Regions from separate parts of the Homo sapiens genome. Here region 1 is linked to region 2. Evidence: read pairs that join two places in POLR2A ChIA-PET (ENCODE). Cell type or tissue: PC-9. All regions are shown on one strand. Each heading gives the region's core, and the rest is flanking DNA. Links, peaks and the distances in the headings are about the cores only. Region 1 overlaps PTPRG (protein tyrosine phosphatase receptor type G). Region 2 overlaps PTPRG (protein tyrosine phosphatase receptor type G).

Region 1 (9,699 bases), core at 4,354-9,353, 320 kb after region 2:
CTCAAAAAATGGTTTGTGTTAGCCACATTGTAAAAAACACGTGTCGGAATAGCAGCAGAATTTCAGGATGCCCTCCCTCACCCCTGGTGAAGGAGATGTTCTTCCCTTGGGGCTTTCAGTGGAAAATACTACACAAGAGTAAAACTCCCAGACCCCATGAAGGGACACGGGGAGAGGGAGCTGTCGCTAGAGGCAGATGCAGGTGATCACAGCACTCCCTAGAAAGGGTTTGCCTTGATAACGTAGCAAGAGATAACTTGGCCAAAGTTCCGTGTGAACAGAAAGGTCTGAAGGACTAGTCTCTTTCAGAGTCACTCTGAAGTCTGGCTCTGCTGGAGGGTATTAGCTAGTCCTCAGGGAACTCTTTTTGTTCCCACTCCCATGTGGACACTCACAGGCTGCTCTCAGAAGCCCTCCCCTGAGTTTCCAAGGCTCGAGATGGGGCCTGAGGATCCTCCAGCGCCCCTTCAACACACTAACTGCAAGACTTTAACATCCTTGTTTATCCCTCGTAAAAGAACTTACCACTGAAACCCAGATTCTTATCACCTGCACCAAACAAAGGGCATGTGTCCACCCTGCCAAACATTCCCTGGGAAGGAAGTATTTCCATCGGGGGAACCTCAAAAACAATTAAACAGGGATGGGGTTTTCCCAGCTGTGCCTTTGCATCCCTCCCTAGCCATTAGCCACCACTGCCCATTTCCTTGGCCTGTGGATGCACATGGACTCAATGGGATCCAAGCTAGAAGCCCTTCTGGGCAGACCTAACTGTTTTCTCAGATGGGTATGTCCTGTCTGCCTCTCACATTCTCCACATTTTAATTTCCAAATTAAGTAGCAGGCTGGAGAGTAGAGAATATTCACCTTACTTGGAAAAGCCACCCATTTTAGCATTCTGTTGGAGAAAGGAACCAAACATCCCAAGAGGGGATTTTGGATGTCTCTACACTACTCAGATGCAGAGACCACCACCCAATCCAACTGGTCAAATAAATCCACAGCTGTATTAAAGCCTGGACCACTGGTAATACCCTGGAGTCCACAGCTTGGATCCTAAATGAGCTTGGCTATTCATGAAATACATGAAATTATAAAGCTCTTTCATCAGGCACCAGGGGCTGATTGCTGCAATGGATTATATCAGTCTGTCAAGAAGCTTCCGCAGGCCGTGTGCAATCTCTGAAAATCTCCAAGTTCCCTTCTACCTTTCAAATTGCTGAGCAGGAGCTCAAGCGAGATGTTGTTCCTGGATTTTCTAGGTAGCAGGGACCAGTCTGCAACCCACACAGGTCCCACGATGTAGCACCAACAGGAACTAGGAGAGGGAGAAATCAATGCCAGGAACTCTGCTAAATGTCTACTCATGAGCTGGTAAAATAATAACAACGGCTTTTATTTTCAAGTGCTCCCTAGATGCCAAGGCCTGTGCCAAATGCCTTACATGGTTTACCTCATTTACTCCTCCAACAACCTCACAGAGCAGGGACTGTTAAACCCATTTCACAGATGGGTAAACAGGCACACAAAGCTAAATGACCCTAACCTGCTATCCTAACATACCCGGAATATCCCAGAGGCAGTATCTTCTAGGAGACAACCTTCTCCATCAATTACAAGAGTTTCTCTTAGCCCTACATTTTGAAGGGGTAGGGAAGAGAAAACAGGTAATCAATGTCACACAGGGGATTACAGCTGTGAAATGCTCTTCTGGAAGGTGAGAAAAGGTTGGAAAGAGCTCTCTAGACCAGTGCCGTCCGATAAAAATACAATGCGAGCTACAAATGCGAGCCACATGTGTAATTTAAAATTTTATGGTAGTCACATGAAACAGTAAAAGGAAACAAGTGACAGTAATTTCAATGGCATTTTCTACTTAATATATCTAAAATATCATTTTAATAGGCAGTCAATGAAAAGTTTTAATGAGATATTTCACATTCTTTTTTCATTTGTCTTTGAAATCTGGTGTATATTTTACACTTGAAGCACATCTCAATTTAGACATGCCATACTTGAAGTGTTTACTAGCCACAGGTGGCTGGTGGCTACCATATTGAACAGAGAGCTCTATAGACATTTCACATTCATTAAGCAAAGGCTCAACATCAAAAGGAATCTTGAGGTGGAAAAACTCATATACAGGAAACAAATACGGGATTACCTGATGTCATCCGAGTACTTGGTATGTTACCAAGCACCTAAAATTTATCTGATGTCAGCTTTGCAAATGAATTCCTTTCACCTTTCATGCCTACTCTTCAATTTCCTTATCAAAAATAACACTGATCAGAGGACCACTCAAATTTTGAGAAACAAGCTACCCTAAAGGTAACAATCAACTTATTCAGAACAAACATAAGATACTCTGTCAGGTATAAACAACAGAGGGAAAAGATCCAATAAGTCAATCACAGTTTTAAAAACTGCTGTCACCAAGCCCATTCTTAACACTTACTTAAATAGCTAAGAATTCAGAAAGGTGTCACTTCGGAATATAAACACTCCTACAAGCGCCATAATCTGATGCAAAACCCCTGGGCTTTGAAGGAAAAATAAGCAAGTGAATTTAGATCCCTATACCTCCATTAGTGGATCTTACCAATTAAAATATGATGTAACCACCATCAAGAGACTGGATTTTTTTTTCTGAATAAACAAATGTGAGTCAAATATAAGTTCAAATCAATTTTATGGACAAGCAAACCTTAAAAATTGCCCATGTAGCAGCACACCTATTTCCAAGAATACAGTAGCCACTTGGATACACCTCTCTTTCTCATGCTATTTTCGAAGGTTGGTTAATCTGCCTTATTATAGGCACAGAGATGGCACAAAAGTCCTCTCCCAGACCAACTATTGAAAATGATTCTAAGACCTCGTTCAGGCTTCAGTAGCAAAAAGCTCTGTGATCAATTAGCAACATCTACCACAGCTATGGGAATGGGGACCATTGGCTCAAATGCCAACCTCCAATTCCTCTGTAGAAAAACTGCAAAATAACACACAGGGACAGGAAGAAGACATATGCTGTTCACTTTCACTGAATGTCCCTGTTTATATGCACCTAGGGGGTGTGACTGGCCCCATATTAACACAAAGATATACAGCAAGGCATGTGTACCCTACTCGTGCTGATAATTTCAGCAATGAGAATATGAAGAGTAGCTATGAACCTTTTTCTTCAAGGTGGGAGATATAGGACAAATTAAATCCTAAAAGCCATCTTTGCTAAACCTCTGTCAAAAAAACAAACAAACAAACAAAAAACCTCTTCCTGGTAGCCCTGTGAGCCTTAATTCATCACACTCCTGCTCTGCACAGAAGAAAGCATGACAACAGCCAAAAGCCAGTTCAGATTCTGGTTCTGCCACTTTATTCGCTGTGGGATCTCTGCTGTCACAGCTCCAGCTCTCTCCCATGTCTTCACAACAGTGGCATAGCATTCGTTGAGAGCGTGTTTAGGCACACTTTTGTTTCATGAATCTTAAACACTGGCTATTAAAAACAGGTACCATTTATAAAATTTTGTGTGCCAGCCGGGCACAGTGGCTCATGTCTATAATATCAGCTCCAGCACTTTGGAAGGCCGATGAAGGCACATCACCTGAGTTCAGGAGTTCGAGACCAGCCTGGCCAACATGGTGCCAACATGGTGAAACCTCATCTCTATGTAAAATATAAAAATTAGCCGGGCGTGGTGGCATGCGCCTGTAATTCCAGCTACTCAGGAGGCTGAGGCAGGGAGAACTGCTTGAACCCGGGAGGCAGAGGTTTCAGCGAGCCGAAAGTGCGCCACTGAACAGTCTGGGTGACAAAGCGAGACTCCATCTCAAAAAAAAAAAAAAAAAAAAAGTTCTGTGTGCCTAATGCTTTTCTGGTGCTTTGCACACACATCTCATTTAATATTCACAAGGACTCAAGAAGGTTGAAATTCTCATTATCCCCATTTTAAAGGTAAGAAAACCAATAAAGTTAAGTAACTGGCCAAAGTTAGCAAAGGACAAAGCTAGGATTCACTCTGGTACCTGCAAAAAAATGCATTTTTTTTTAAATACACATTTGCCACTGGCCTCTTTCATCAGAATCCACTTGTCTTCAAGTCTCATTCCCTCAACCCCATTTAAAGGTTCCAAGGCATATAAGATTTATTTTCACAAAATCCTTTGTTTATGTGGTCAGAGTGCTTACATTTCCCCTAGACTCCCCAGAAATCAATTTTACCTCCACTTCGCATCATAAGGAGCAGCAGAAATTTCAAGAACCAGCAACTCCCTCATTTCAGTTAAGAAACTTCACTAGCAACTGACGTGTTCTTCTAAAAACCACATCCTAAAATATGTTCAGAAAGAACTCTAACGCTAAAGTTATGCGCTGCTATGGTTTCGGTCTGTCCTCACCAAATCTTGTTGAAATTTGATCCTCAACATGGTGGTGCTGGGAAGTGGAGCCTAGTGGAAGTTGTCTGAGTCATGAGGGTGGGTCCCTCACGAATGGCTTGGTGCCATTCTCGAGGCAGTGACTGAGTTCTCATTCTGGCAAGCCCGAGTCACTTCTCGTGGGAATGGATTAGTTCCCTTGAGCGGGGTTGTTACGAAGCCAGGGCATCACTTGGGTTTTGCCTCTCTTTGCACATGTCCACTTCCCCTTCCACCTTCTCCACCATGTTATGATGCAGCACAAAAGCCCTCACCAGACACCAGGGCCGTGCCCTCGAACTTCCCAGCCTGTAAAACTGTAAGCTAAATAAACCTCTTTTCTTTATAAACTACCCAGTCTCAGATAATGTTACAGCAACATAAAATGGACTAAGACCTCTAGCATGCAAACCTCTATCACATGAAATAATTTCAGCAGCTTCTGCCCAAATTGACTGACTGGGAAAATGAGAAGCTAGTGCCTAAAACTGTCAAGAGATTTTCTGCACCCTCCACTCGTAACCTTTACACACATGTAAATAAGAGAAAATGACTAGTTTTAGAAGAGAAAACAACTGGTGGGAAGAGGGATAAAACAGGGCAGGCATTGACTAGCAATGTGTTCTAGAAAACTTAGCTTCTGCCTGTGCACATTAGAATCACCATGATGCACCAGCCAACATCTGTCTCATCAAGGGCAGTAGATCTGGTGACCAACTAGTACTTGTCAACCAAGCAAAAATGATCAGCTCAGGCAAGCCCTTCTCCTAGTCCAACCTGCACAAAGCCATTACTGGGCAATGGCATTCATTTTTGCGCTCTACTGTCAGCTGAGGCAAGCTCTGCTGCTCTCTGCATACCTCATTCACTGTTTCTGGAACAAAGCACTAATAAGAGGGCTACCTTCTCCTGAATCACCTAAGAGCCAAGGCCACTTTTGATACAATGACCACCAGATTCACAGAATTTAGCTTAAATTATTCCACAAGAGAGGAAAAAAAAAAAAGGTTTACTACCATTGCAACCATCAAAACATAACCCTGCTGTCCTATAGACATTTGTCCTCTAATTAGAATGGAATCCCGTTCTCAGCAACAGATACCTTAGCAGCCAACAGAAGGTACGAATTTAGCTTCTCTTTTTAAAGATAAACTTCAACCACCATGACAATATATATACTCAGAATTCTCTTAAGGAAGATATTAACCTTGGATAGTGTATCTCTTAAGACACAATATACAAACATGAGATATCTTGAAACTACATACAGTGACATCAATGTCTTCTAAAACATCCTATAATCATTTGAAGAGCATTATCTACTCATTCTGTCAGCCCTCATACATGACTACCACTACTGACACACCAAAGACACAGCACAAGGAGGAATGTGGTCCTGCCCTCAAAGAACATAGCCTAATTTGGCTCTGAATCACATGTGGGGAATTCATGTAAATGTATTGCGTATCACGGTGACCACTTAATGAACATGTACTAAAACAAGGGTGAAGGAATCATCCCCTCAAATCTTCCATCTGTAATAGTCAAAAGCTAGCCACTCTATTGTACAAAGTTCAGGCTTTCGCATGTTGTTGTTGTAAAAATTAAAATGTGCACTATTTCTATCATTTATTGGAAATCCATGTGCAAAAATTAGGAGGGCAGCAATATTGTGTAAAAAAAACTAAGTAGCAAGGGACCCACTAATATGGCATCTCCAATATTAATGTACTCAGATCCTACTCTATTAATAGTCACTGGCTTTCCCCCCCTTGTCCCCCGACATCATACCCCTTCTTGGGCCATCTGATAACAAGAAACTGATCAAGAGAACCAGCTCTTAAATGAGCGATTTTTCAAAACACACTTTTGTCTTAACTGAACAAGCTAACAGAAATTCAAATCAACCAGGGAAGTCAACACATGACTGTGAAATATCCAAGGAGCAGGCCATTTGTAGAGCCAGAAAACGACACAGCCAGGAGAGGTGAGCTTCAGCTTCATAAGCAAGATTGACAGGAAAGAAGTCATGTCATCAGCCAGCAATGCACCTGTGTGCACTAGCGCATGTGCCCACGCACATGGTTATACATGACCAATCCAGGCAATACAAAACCCCAAACAAGCCCAAAGAAAAAATCTGTCCCTCAGGAAAATCACCTATGCTTGGGTGACAAACACCTCCAGGGACCAGCTGAGTATTGTAAATAACCACTACGGGACAGGTGTGTGCCCCATCCCAAGGGGTAGCACTATTTAATTTCAGGTTAATGTTGTTGCCAAGCACTAACATAGGCCCTAGGCTGCTAGACCTTCCTATTTTTCAAGAGTAACCCCACTTTCACGGGAAGCTGTCATGAGGGCCGGGGCTTCCATCTGTTTTGGTCACCATTGTCTCCCCCAGTGCCTAGAACAGCACCTGGCATGCTCTAGGCACCCAGAAACTTGTTGATGGCATGAATGCAAAATGACTGATTTTTAATGCATTCTTAATTTTTAATTTATTTTTTCTTTTAAATGCAGTATGGCCAAAAGAACATCTGTAGAATTCCAGATAACCCAAATAAATGCCTGTCCTTTCTCCATTTCTCCTTTCCAGACACAAGATCCAGAACGAGCTTCGTTTCTCATTTTAGACAAAGACGTCTGCCCCCACCACTCCAATCATAAATCACATTAGATAGTTTTAAACGCTATACACATAACTTTGTTGACATGAGCAAATCTCCATATTTTTTTTAACTTGGTCTCCAGAAGAAATAAGGTTTCATGTTTAAAAAACAAACAAACAAACAAAAACATAGCTTATAGGCATTCCATTAACCAAGTTCCACTCACCACCTTGTCTGCTACTCCCTCAGGATAATCCGTAGCAAGGTTAGCAAGATAATGGAAGGGTTCTCAACGCCTTAGGAAGCAAACCCTCACAGGAAAAAGTCAACAAGTGCACCTCACAAATCACAGTGTGTCCTGGGCATCTGACTTGCATACTGCAAAAAGACCATAACCCTTCCAAACTGCCTAGCCTGGAATCAACAATCTCTAAAATTCCAGAAAAAAATTTTAGAAGCCATTTAGTGAAGGGTGAGGCAAACAACCCGAAAGAAATTGAGGGTCTTGCCCAAGATCCCACAGCTGGTTTGGCTGGCTCCCATGGCTAGTTCCAAACTCCAGAGGAAAAATGCAGAATCCAAGCCATTTCTTGCCAAACACAACACCCTCAGACCTTTCCTGAAGTTATGATTCAGAGCCTGCTGCCCACACTTAGATGATATACATGGGACAGTAAAAATACCGCATTACTACAAAGTAACCATATTCAAAGCCCCAAACAAAAGTTCTCAAATTACAAAGCAAATCAATTTAGGTAATTTGGAAGAGGAGTAGTGTCAAAAAAAAACTCACCACCAACAAATTCAGACTCTATCCACAGTTATTATCAGCTTATTCAGAAGCTAAAGTAATTTGCTGAAAGGTCATCTCTTCAACGTAACCAAATAAAATCCTATACTAATTGCATTACTTACTTATTTAATTGTAGCAAGTACAGGAAGACACCTTTATTCCACCCAGTGTTCATGGCACTTGCTTATATGGGAAAAGTAACAGGGTGAAATACATAAAAAGCTAGATCTTTCAATTGGCCCTCCTGTGCAATTAGGAAAAATAGTTTCCATACTCTCTTCAAAAAGCAAATGGTCTGAAATAAAATTTAAAAAAAATCCTGAGCAATGATTAGAGAAACATATTACAGTCACCGCCCCCCACCGCTCCCCGCGCCTTGCTACCCCGGTGACCTTGGACCTACCTTCTTCAACTTTAGTTTCCTAACCCTACAGTGGAAATAATCATGGTTCATACTTCCAGGGATGATTAAAAGCATATAAAATGCTCAAGCACGGGGCATAGATCACATGTGCTTGGTAAGCGTAGGCTATTATAATTACTATTCCCATTTTATAGATTAAAAGGGTGAGGCCCATTTGCCCAAGGTAAATGCTGTAATGAACTAAGAATTTCAACCCAGGTCTCTGTGGTTTTGGTGTGGATTCTGAATAAGAGATATGTATATCTGAAACTCCCAGAGCCCCAGCGCCACCCAACCCCACTTCCGTAAGATGTTGGGTAACCACCCTTAGCTACCCACAGACAGAGCTAAGCCTCCACACTTACTGAAGAGAAACGCTTCTGGAAAAGTGTCATTTTAAAAACAGGTAGAACTCATTTATAAATAACCACCGCTTTGTAAATAAATCCTTTTGACAATTCTTAAAAAGTTCTCGAGACAACCTTAAAAAGTCAGTAATATTTCCTCACTAATCTGGACTATGCTTTTATGCTTGGTCAATTGCTTATGGCTGTGTCCCCTTATCCAAATCATTCCCAATTAATGAACAGATCTGATTTAAGTGCACTGCAGGATTCATGAGGCAGCAATGCTATGAAAACTCAAATACCTCTTAGATGTATATTGTAACTAGTATGAATTCCTCAAAAGTATATCCACTGCATTATACAACACCCTGCTTCACTCACTTAGAAAGACAGTATCACAGACCCAAAAATAAGACCAGTTGTCCTATTTTCTTACATGGAAGTGTTACATATTCCATGAACTATGCTTTCATTTTTTTCTTTTTTAGTTGCTAGAATTCAGCAGCCAACTGTGTCACTTTGCTACTCCCCAAAAATAGCTAAACTGAGTAGTTTAAAATCACATTTTGTTGTTTGGCCAGAAAAATATCATGCTGATTTCAGTCTGCAAAAAAAAAAAAGAAAAGATTAGAGGGTACGAGGTGTGCATCAGTGTTTGGTTCTCTCTCATATGCTCTGTAGCTCTGAATCCATGAACATATAGAGACAGGACATCAATGTGTTCAAGTGTCACACAAGTGTAAAATAAAAGCAAACACCCAACTACTGTTTGCTTCCCATCAGTGGAGCCAAATTGAATCCCAGTAATGAGTAACCTATTTCCCTCCATTACCACACTGTCCATAAAGCCTGAGAAGAGGAATTAACATCTGAGGGTGCAGGACTAGGCGACTCTTTCTACACAGGGATTTGGAAGACTTATGAGACACATTTTAAGCCCACAGAAAGCATTTTTCCCACTTTAAGCTGAGAAAGCAGAGACCTCCTTTGCAATGTGGGCAAGGTGATATCTCAGACTTCATGAGGACTTTCTCATTTATTTAAACCTCAAAATGTAACCTGTTAGTAATCTTACATAGAATGTCCCCATGCTGATCCCTACTCCTCCTCACCCTCAACAGCAAAG
Region 2 (5,000 bases), core at 1-5,000:
TTCCTATTAAAATCCCAGGAAAGTTTTTGCAGACATCCACAAGACTATAAAACTTCTATAGAATAGCACAGGCCCTAGAATGGCTACAAAAATCTTGACAGAACAATCGAGAGAGAAGAATCTTTCTACCTGATATTGACTTACTGTACAGCTATAGTAATCACGACAGTGTGATATTGGTGGAGAGATAGGGACATCAATCAATGGAACAGAAGAGAGAACCCAGAAATAGACTCAAACAAATATGCTCAACTCATTTTTGATGAAGATATAAAATTAATGGAAGAATACCCTTTTCAACAGATGGTGCCAAAGTAACTGGAAAACCTTAGGCAAAAAAAAAGAGAAGATCAGCCTAAACCTCACACCTCATACAAACATTAACTCAAAATGGATCATCTATTTAAATTTCAATTGTAAAACTATAAAATTTTCAGAAAAACATAGGAGAGAATCTTGGTAACGTAGGGCTAAGCCCTACATTCTTAGTGTTCTTAGACCTGAACACTAAGAGCATGATCTATAAAAGGAAAATTTGATAAACTGAGCCTAATAAAAACTAAAAACTTTTCTGCCAAGAAAGCTCATAAAGACAAAATAACACAGGATAAACACACAAGTTACAGACTGGGAAAAATACTTGCACACCACAAATTCAACAAAGGACTAGTATTCAGAATATATTAAAAAAAAAACCTCTCAAAATTTAATAGTAAGAAGGAAAAAAATACAATTAGAAAAGAGAATCGGCAGAAGACACGAATAGTTCACCAAAGACGACATACAGATAGCAAATAAGCATGGGAAAAGTTGTTCAACATCATTACCCATTAGGTAAATGCAGATTCAAACTACAATGAGATATCACTACATTGGTGATCCAAAAGGCTAAAGTAAAAAATTAAAAATCAGTATCAATATCAATATCAAATTGTAATGTCAAAAATTGCCAAGGCTGCAGAGATATGTTGCTACAGGAATGCAAAATGGTACAGCCACTCTGGAAAACCATTTGCCAATTTCTCATAAAACTGCATACGTAACTACCACACAACCCAGCAATTGGACTCTTGGTTATTAATTCCAGAGAAATAGAAAATGTAGGTTCATAGAAAAACCTGTACACACATGTTCCCAGCAGCTTTATCTGTAATAGCCAAAAACTGGAATCAGTCCAGATATCCTTCAATAAGTGAAAGGTTAAACTGTGGCACATCTACACCTTGGCATATTACTCAACAATAAAACAGAACAAACACTGATATACACAAAATGGATGAGTTCCCGAGAATTATTCCAAGTGAAAGAAAAGCAATCTGCAAAGATTAAATATTGTATGATTCCACTTATGTAACATTTTTGAAGTGACAAAAGCTTTAGAAATGAAGACAGATTAGAGGTTTCTAGGAGTTAGAGATGGGAGGAGGGAGGAGGTAGGCGTGGTTATAAAAGGGAAACATGAGGGATCCTTATGGTATTGGAACTGTTCAGTATCTTGACTGGGATAGTGGATACATGAACCTACGCAAATGACAAAATTATATAGAATTTATACACACATGCACACACCTACATAATGCACATAATAAGTATAAATTAAAATCAGGAAATCTGAAGAAGATCAGTGGACTATATCCATATCAATATCCTGTGATATACCATAGTTTTACCAGAATGCTACCTTTGGGGAAACTAGGCAAAGTATATAAGTGATATCTCTGTATTATTTTTTACAACTGTATGTGAACCTACAATCTGAATAAAAATTTAAATTTAAAAAGTGCAGGTTGATAGCCAGAAGAGAGAAATTACATGGTGAGAATCCTGAAATATAAATGGTATCACTTTCAAATTTTTAAAGAGAACCAACTCTCATCTGCAGCAACAGGTGACATCACATCACTAAATAGGAAACTTCATTTTTTATCACTTGTTTCAGCCCCTAATCACAATAAAACTTAAACTGCTACCAAGAAGCCCAACAAACATATTTCGAAACACAAAACTTGACTTTCAAAAATAAAATGCCCTCCTGGTGATACTTTCAAAGTCAAAAGGTGGCCTACTCTGTCTTAAGACATGTGGATAATTGCTCCTCAGTTTCTAAGGTCAAAATCCTATACATTTATATGCACAGCATGCGATTTTACAAGCTCGGAAACCTGGAGCAAATGATTAGCTGAACTGTAAACTTAATCACTAGCAAGATAGGCCAGCAGATCTAAGAAAAAATAAAAAGACAAGGAGAAAAGCATTTTAATAACCATGAAGGTACTCTATTCTGTTGCTAAGCAGGAAGTTTACATGAAAGGGTGTGAGGTTCAGCTCTTTGTGGCTACTTCCCCTAAAAGTACGGTCCAAGAAACACCCTGCATCAATCACTTTCCAGATCCCTTGGCTCCCAGCCAGACCAACTAAGTCAGAGTAATGCTTGAAAAAACCACTGTGACAAGCTATGAAGTGACTCATACGCATGAGTTTCAGAAGCCCTGTTAGAACACTTACCTGTTTATAATTTACTGCTGTCTTCTTCCTGCTGAGGAGTGATTCTCATCAGGGATCCATTCTGCCCCTAGGGGATGTTTAACGACGTCCATCTGGAGACACTGGTTGTCACAGCTATGGGGGCAGAGGGCCCAGAGATACTGCTAACCATTCCACAATGTACAAGATACCCTCCTACAACAAAGACTTATGGGGCCCCAAATATCAATGGTGCTGAGATTCAAACTCCTGACAGAGAGGGATGCTAGCATTGCATTTAACAAAAGGATCGCTAACATACAATTAAAAAAAAAAATAAAAGCAAGATTAATAACTTAGAGCTACTAAGTGGATCTGATCTCCAAGGGCAAAGGTAGCTGTTACTCCCTTGATCTTCTCAAATCTGATTCATCCCAAGGAAGAAGGTTTTCTTTGTGACCATGTTTTAAGAGCCTCATTGCTGGAGCCATAAAGCCCAAGTTGAAATCACAGTTTTGACACTTAATATCTAATATCTGGGTGACATTAAGTTAGGCGATTACCTTTAGTAAGTCTCTATTATCTGTAAAGGGGAATTAATGACTGTTCTTCACCCTAAGAGCTGTTAGAAAAATGAAAATAAATAAGAGATGACTGTCAAAAACCATAGCATGGATCCCAAAAATAAATGTTTTGTTATTACTAATGAACTCTTTCCAATTTTTACTCCAGTCTTTTTATTTCTCAGCTGCCAACAGAGTAAACCATCTTTTTCAGATTAAATTTGGTTACTCTTTTAAATAGTTTCCAACTCCTCCAGCACCAGATAAGATAAAAGCTGACCTTTTTTTTTTTTTTTTTTTTTTTTTTTTTTTTTGACACAGAGTCTTGCTCTGTTGCCCGGGCTGGAGTGAAGTGGCACAATCTTGGCTCACTGCAGCCTCCACCTTCCAGGTTCAAGCAATTCTTTCGCCTCAGCTCCCAGTAGCTGGGATTACAGGCACGCACCACTACACCCAGCTGATTTTTGCATTTTTAGTAGAGACGGGGTTTTGCCATGTTGACCAGACTGGTCTTGAACTCCTGACCTCAAGTGATCTGCCCACCTCAGCCTCTCACAGTGCTGGGATTAGAGGCGTGACCATTTCTAATTAGCCTGTAAACTTAGTGCCAGCTGCTTTCTCTGCAAATAACACCCCCACCACCAGCTTCTCTATCAGTCCCAAATACTCTCAGGTAACAGACAACTTTAACAAGGAGGAAACCACCACTCCTATTAGCCCAGTAGTAAGTGACCTGACCAGCACCAAAGAAATGTTTGAAAGATACATCCTTTAAGAGTTGTTTGCATAAACGAAATGTTTCTCTTAAAAGTTCCCTAACCATACCAACTGGATGCCCCCGCTCAAGAATCCAAGTCCAATCAACAAATATTTATTATACACCACTGAAAGCCTGATGATAAAATGGTGAACACACAGACGTAGCTCCTGCCCTTAATAATCATGGTTTAGAAGAAAATGTTTCACATAAAGACTCCAAAACATACCTCATTAGATGAAAGAAAACCTGTCTTACCAAAAAAAGTATCACCCAGTCCTCAAGTGGATTTTTGTATGAGCCATCCAAACTGCAGAGGCAGCTGCGCCATAGCGGTTAAGACTACCAAAGCTAACGGTAGATAATGGGCTCTTCCACCTACAGTCAATAATCAATCACTCTGGGTAATCACTCTGGATCTACTTTGCCCAAAATGCTAAAAAGAGATATTGACATTGACTACCTTATGGGGTTCTTATGAGAATTAAGTTAGTTTAACAGTACCTGGGGCTCAATTTATAGTGGCTATTTTTATACTTATTACCAAAGGAATTGGGATTTCAAAAACTGGCATCCTGCAGTTCATAATTCTTCAACAAGTCTACAAGAACATCTTTCAGCAGCTTGCAGACACACTGACTTTCCCAAAATATGCTATCTCCTAAAACATTGATAAATTCTTAAATTTTCTGTACTGAGAGCACTCCAATTAGAACTTCCTCCACTATCACACATGGCTCCCAGCAGCATTCATCTGCACCTCATCAGCAGTCGACGATAATGACGTGCCACCCATCAAGATAACAGTCTAAATGTAAGAACATCTGTTACATCCCTGCATTAGAAACTGGGAATGAAGGTTTTGAATCGAGTTTGATTCTTATGCTGTATTGTATCTACTCTTTAGTTATTAACCAGCCTAACCCCTTAAGATGGTCTTATTAAAAACTGAACAAAGTGAGCCCCAATTTTTATTTCATTCATTAATACACATACATATCAATAATCAATTAAAGGGACCCAGGTACTTTTTTTTTTTTTTGAGACAGAGTTTTGCTCTTGTTGCTCAGGCTGGAGCGCAATGACACGATCTCGGCTCACTGCAACCTCCCCCTCCCGGGTTCAGGCGATTCTCCTGCCTCAGCCTCCTGAGTAGCTGGGATTACAGGAACGTTCCACCACACCCGGCTAATTTTGTATTTTTAGTAAAGAAGGGG

What was found. ChIA-PET counts read pairs that join two places held together with the same protein. Peaks named below come from ENCODE experiments on the same cell type or tissue, not always from the same donor. Only the 100,000 strongest peaks of a DNase experiment are listed, where the experiment ranks them.
Region 1: POLR2A ChIA-PET joins it to region 2 with 8 read pairs; 6 of 35 experiments call an interaction of 5 or more read pairs at or near these places.

What each region holds. Positions count from the first base shown.
Region 1 is chr3:61,569,755-61,579,453 of GRCh38, reverse strand. All of the region lies in intron 1 of PTPRG (protein tyrosine phosphatase receptor type G), which reads right to left. Among named protein-coding and RNA genes, the nearest start is that of PTPRG, 13 kb to the right of the region's middle. In PC-9, for the core only: no CTCF peak of the experiment used is centred there; no DNase peak of the experiment used is centred there.
Region 2 is chr3:61,892,642-61,897,641 of GRCh38, reverse strand. All of the region lies in intron 2 of PTPRG (protein tyrosine phosphatase receptor type G), which reads right to left. Among named protein-coding and RNA genes, the nearest start is that of PTPRG, 330 kb to the right of the region's middle. In PC-9, for the core only: no CTCF peak of the experiment used is centred there; a DNase peak (open chromatin) is centred at 2,461; H3K27ac peaks cover 987 bases.